2 separate regions of the Homo sapiens genome follow, and region 2 is linked to region 1. Evidence: chromatin loops called from intact Hi-C (ENCODE). Cell type or tissue: heart left ventricle. All regions are shown on one strand. Links, peaks and the distances in the headings refer to the core of each region. The heading gives the core; the rest is flanking DNA. Region 1 overlaps FRMD4A (FERM domain containing 4A). Region 2 overlaps FRMD4A (FERM domain containing 4A).

Evidence for each region. Hi-C counts contacts between places; a loop is a spot of excess contacts. Peaks named below come from ENCODE experiments on the same cell type or tissue, not always from the same donor. Only the 100,000 strongest peaks of a DNase experiment are listed, where the experiment ranks them.
Region 2: a loop joins it to region 1, with 10 times the contacts of the local background. A loop is called at or near these places in 4 of 110 quality-filtered maps.

The regions. Positions count from the first base shown.
Region 1 is chr10:14,041,473-14,044,390 of GRCh38, reverse strand. All of the region lies in intron 2 of FRMD4A (FERM domain containing 4A), which reads left to right. Among named protein-coding and RNA genes, the nearest start is that of FRMD4A-AS3, 31 kb to the left of the region's middle. In heart left ventricle, for the core only: no CTCF peak of the experiment used is centred there; no DNase peak of the experiment used is centred there; H3K27ac peaks cover 329 bases.
Region 2 is chr10:14,107,766-14,110,683 of GRCh38, reverse strand. All of the region lies in intron 2 of FRMD4A (FERM domain containing 4A), which reads left to right. Among named protein-coding and RNA genes, the nearest start is that of FRMD4A-AS3, 35 kb to the right of the region's middle. In heart left ventricle, for the core only: no CTCF peak of the experiment used is centred there; no DNase peak of the experiment used is centred there.

The DNA of each region.
Region 1 (2,918 bases), core at 204-2,703:
GTTTTACCAGACAGGAATGGGGGTCAGGGAGCCACTATTCTAAATAGTGAAGCAGCCAAATGCAGAAAGAATTAGAGAAGGAAAAGATGGCAATAGAGAGATCAGCAAAGAGCCACACGGCTAAAACAATAGAGCTCAAACAACAGTAACAACACTGTGGGAAGTAAAGGGGCGACAGGAAAGAGAATGTAAAAGGTAGAATCAACTGGGTTGGACAACTGATTTGAAATTGGAGAGCAGAGACGTTAAAGATGACCCAAAGGGCAGGACACAGTGGTTCATACCTGTAATCCCAGCACCTAGGGAGTTTAAGGCAGAAGGATCACTTGAGGACAGGAACTGGAGACCAGCCTGGGCAACACAGTGGGACCCCATCTCTACAAATAAGTTTTAATAAATAGCCAGGCATGGTGGCATGTGCCTGTAGTCCCAGCTATTCAGGAGAATGAAGTAGGAAGAATGCTTGAGTCCCACAGTTCGAAGTTATAGTGAGCTGTGATTGCACCACTTCACTGCAGTCTGGGCGAGAGGGCAAGACCTTGTCTTAAGAAAAAAAAAAGATGACCCAGAGATCTGGGACCGGACACCTAGTTGAATGATGGTACCACTAACCTAGGTAAGGCAGTGGAAAGCTGCAGCTAGTTTGATGAGAAGTCAATTTGATTTTGTGTCTTCTATTGTAATGCTGATGGATGGCGTCGTTGTCTGTGCCTGTCCAGGCAGCTGTGCAGTCGAGGCTGGAGTGATGGACAGAAGTTAGAGCAGGTGCTGGGGAGTGAGAAATCATCCAGCCAAAGGAAACAGAGAAATCCTCATCAGAGTGGACAAGTTTCCAGACAGTGAGAGGACAGGAGAGGGGAGAAGGGAGAATTTTGACAAATACCTCAACTGCACATCAGAGAGGAATAGAGGAGATGAAATGGGAGAATTCAAGAAATCAGTGGGCAGGGAGTGAAATTGGTAAAGGAAGGAAAAAAAATTTGTGGATAAATCATGTGATTTAATCTTGTTATAAAATATAAATACACATTCTCAGACATTTCCTTTGAGTATCACCTTTATATCCACACAACACACATCAAATTTTAGAATTCCTTCAGAACTAACATGGGACATATGGCTAGAATTTCTCATAAAAAAATCCCTCAGAAATATATTTGTATTGAATTCTCAGCAACTTTAATGTTAAATGTGCACACTTTTTGGTGAAGAAAATGTTTTTGTCAACACATAGATAACATGGTAACCTTCTGGAAGTAAAAGGATGCTTTAAAAAATTTTTTCTCTCTCTCCTCTCCCATCTCTACACCTGGAAGATCTGAACATTTTCTAAGTGTCTGATGAAAATATATAGATTTTTGTCATGAGGATTGTACAGGTTGATTTTCTCTTTCTGCACCAGGGAGAATTCAGTACTGAGTTTTGTTTCGAAATGAATTTCTTTTTTTTTTTTTTTTTTTTTTTTTGAGATGGAGTCTTGCTCTATCACCCAGGCTGGAGTGCAGTGGTACGATCTTGGCTTACAGCGTCCCGAGTAGCTAGGATTACAGGTTTGCACTACCACGCCCACCTAATTTTTTTTGTATTTTTAGTAGAGGTGCAGTGTCACCATATTGGCCAGGCTGGTCTCAAACTCCTGACCTCGAATGATCCACCCATCTCGACCTCCCAAAGTGCTGGGATTACAGGCATGAGCCACTGCGCCGGCCTGTTTTCAAATAAATTTCTTATCTAAGTATAACCTGTGCTCAGGAAAGAGCACAAATCACAAGTACACCTTCGTAAATACCCACAAAGTTGTTTGAAATGCCTGTTCTTCGGTGCCGTGAAGAAAAAGCACTTGAACATAAATTTAATTTCCTCAGCAAGGCCATTTTTATACTTTCTGCAGAAAGGGTACATTCGCCAGCAGTTTTGCCACAAGAGTACACTGAACAAAGGAGCCAGCGTTATTTATAACTTGACGCGTCCACTTTACTGCTGTGTCTGGTTTCTATTGGCTGGAGCGGGACCTCACATTCTGTATTTGTCCTGATTGGCCTGTAACTTAGAACTTTTTAAAAGAGGCAAAGGCAGAGGAGAACAAAGGAAGGAGGAAGTAACTTGTGGAATACTGAGAAAGGTAAAAACAACTTCAAATAAGGAAGAGGAACAGGCTATGACCTAATGCTTGCTTGGACCAGTATAAGCGTGCCAGGGCAAATATTTAGGCTACATGGTGGGAGCTAAGAACATAAAGTACATCGATTTCTTTATTACGGCTAGCAGACATTTAAAAATGTTAGCACAGGTCTTTGAATACATTTTGCTTCTGAGAGAAGTTTCTGTTTATTCCTAATTAGACGGGGAGGAAAATTTTTGAAGAGAAACCTCTACTTTACTTTTCACAAAGTGAACCTACTGGAATAAGGATCTTGCAGTAGAGCATCACCAGCACCCTGCAAGCTCCCTGTGCTCGTTTCAGTCACTGTCTCCCTCCCTCCACAAACATAGCCCCTGTTCTGACTTCTACCAGCATAGTTGAGTTTTCTCTGTTTTTGAACCTTATATAAACATAAAGACACAATTCATATTTGTTTGTGTCTAGCTTCTTTTACTCAAAAATACTTATAAGATTGATCCATGCTGTTGAACTCAACAGTGGTCCATTCCTTTTCATTGCTATATTTTATCCCATTATACGATTCTACCTTATGCGTAGACTACACATTTATTTGTTCTACCTCTGATGAACATTTGGATCATTTTCATTTTGGAGCTGTTATGAATAGTCCTGCTATGAAAATCCCTGGTCACGCCTTTTGGGGCTCATATGGACTCATCTGTTTTGGGTATACGCCTAGACGCAGAACTTATTTGTAAACGTTTCCTGATTTTAACTCTTGTTTGACAAAATAGCTCAAGTATGGAGATCACAG
Region 2 (2,918 bases), core at 169-2,668, 66 kb before region 1:
ACAAGGAATTTACAGGTTTTTGTTTTGTTTTGTTTTGTTTTGTTTTGTTTTGTTAGCAAGAAAGCTGCTCTAATATATTTCAGGTGACTAGATGGACCATTTTTTGGAGTATCTTCCAGTCTTGCCGTCTCAATAAATGGGTGAATGCCTCCATTGTCCCGAATGTTTATTTCTGCATTCTCATCTTGAATAATTATAAAAGAGAATAGCCTTACAGATCACTTACAATTTATAAAATCTCTCAAGTTTGCTGTTTTCAAAGACAGGGATGTCCGTGTCAGCACCCCCGTTTCCACATTTGATCATGGGCAAGAAGGAATTTTTTTTCTTTTGAGTGAATTCTTTTCATTATTTTCATGAACCAGTTTCTCCTTATTTGATCTTCTAAACTAGACAAAGTTTTGGATGACCTTTTTATAAAATCCTTCTTCTATATTGGACAGCAGTTTGTGTATGCATACTTGTTTTTTTTTTAACCACATCTGTAGTATTTTCTATGGCTCATGGATAAAACACTTAAAAATAAAGAAAAGAGCTTTTTTTTTTTTTTTTTTTTTTACAGCATCTCGCTTTGTTGCCCAGCCTGGAATATAGTGGCGCAATCTCAGCTCACTGCAGCCTTGACCTCCTGAGCTCAAGTGATCCTCCCACCTCAGCCTCCCGAGTTGAAAACCTTTTTTACTTTTTTTTTTTTTTGGTGGGTTTGGGGGAGGGAGACGGAGTCTTGCTGTGTGGCCCAGGCTGGAGTGCAGTGTCGTGATCTTGGCTGACTGCAACCTCTGCCTCCCGGTTCAAGCGATTCTCCTGCCTCAACCACCTGAGTCGCTGGGATTACAGGCGCCCGCCACCACACCCGGCTAATTTTTGTAGTTTTAGTAGAGACAGGGTTTCTCCATGTTGGCCAGGCTAGTCTTAAACTCCTGACCTCAAGTGATCTGCCCACCTCAGCCTCCCAAAGTGCTGAGATTACAAGCGTGAGCCACCGAACCTGGTCAAAGCATTTTTAAGAACTGGAAATAATGTAAACTTCTAGGCATTACATTGAGAAGTTGACACAAATTCTTGATGAATTTTGCTCCAATTTTTCTGGCAGCTTAGACACAAAGGGAAACACACTGGATTATGTATTTTGTTCTGCGGCAGGAGAATATGTTCAAATTTAAGTGCAGGGGATGACAGCAATTGGGACACTCTATTTTTATGTCCTTTAAAAGAAACAACTATATATCTGTTGCCTTTTTCGTGTAACACTCATTTTACATTCTTTTGCTACTCTCTTCTCCTTCTTTGCAGAACTTTCACTTTCTTTGTAACTTTCATCCAACAGTGAAACAAACTGGAAATTATGGTCTACTAAGGAACTGACTATGGAAGAGAACAAATGAATGATTCCTTCTCAGGTTTTTCAGGGTACAATATCTCACCCATTGCTTCTTCTGAGAAGCTTCTTTGGAGGCTTTTTTTTTTTTTTTCTGAGATGCTTTTATTCAACCAGTATCTCCCTAGTCCATATTTGTTTCTCAGTCAAGAAACTATGTAGATGTCTAATCTTCCAGAGGGTGAGGAGCTTGGAATCTCTTGGGCTCTTCAACCCTTGGAGAGCCTTTCATGTAAGTGAAACAAATAGAAAGTAATAAGAGATAGGATATGAACAATAAGGTGGTAAATTGAATGTTATCAAGAAAGTACAAAAATGGGTGACCTTATCAATAAGTCAGAAAAGTGTGAAAAATTACATGACCTACAAAGATCTGGGAAGGTCTCATGGCAGCCAGAGACTTTGAGATTGTAGGAGTCCATAGGAATTTTGCTCTTGCCTCTTTCTACTTTTCCCCATTGAGTTTGTTTTTGTTTCTATGGAGTAATTTTCTTCTATCAGTCCTTTTTCATTTTATCCCTGCCCTTCAGGAATTCATTCTATTTCATCTCTTTAGCAAATATGAGGGGCATATCATTGATTCTTCAATTCTCTGTCTTATTTTTCCTATGCGAAAACCCAGCCTTTAAGTGTGTTCTTTCTCCAAGGCTATTTTAAGCAAACCATTTCCCCAGTCCTTCTTTTTGCTAAACAGGACTCCCTAATTGGGTTAAGTTCTTGATGAAGAGGTATCTGGTTTGTGTTGGTACAGAATTCTCATTTGAGTAAATAGTGAAGCTGTATACACATGTTCATTAAGGCAACATTCCAATTCAGACCCATTTCCAATCACATACCCCAGATATGCCAAAGAGTTTAAACCTCAGTCCTCATAATACTACTTCTCAAGTGTGCTGTCCTAAAGTAGAAGAGATTTCTAGAACCTTCAGACAGATTTGGTGATCAGTGCCCCCAAGGATCTGCTGAATAGTCTGCTCAAATGCACTTAATCAGTATCACAAAATACAACCCATAAATTAAGGCTAAGTGATGATGCATAGCTTATGAGTTGTTTTAAAATGCACTTATCTGAAAATAGAGCTGAAACTTAAGAAAGATGCTGGTCTCGCTAATAGTAAGAGAAATGCCAATTAAAGCGACATGAAAATGCCATTTCTCTCTACAGAGGGAAAAAAAGCCCACAGGTTGGCAATGAATTTTATTGGAGAGACCGTGAAGAATGAGGCACTTGCAGAGATTGCTGGTGGGAATGTAAGAAGGTACAGCTTCTATGAAAGGGAATTTGACAACATGTATAGCAAAATCACATATGCATTTACTCTTTGGTCCACTTCTGGAAATCTGCCCCTAAGATGGATTGCCAAAAATACAAAAACACTTATTCCTAAGGCTACTCTTTGCAGCATTATTTATCATAGCAAAAGAAAAGCAACCTGGAATAACCCAAAAGTCTATCCATTGGTGTCTGAGTAAATAAGTTGTGGTCCAGCCGCATGAAAGAATATCGCATAACTCTAAAAAGAAATGAGCAACTCTTCTA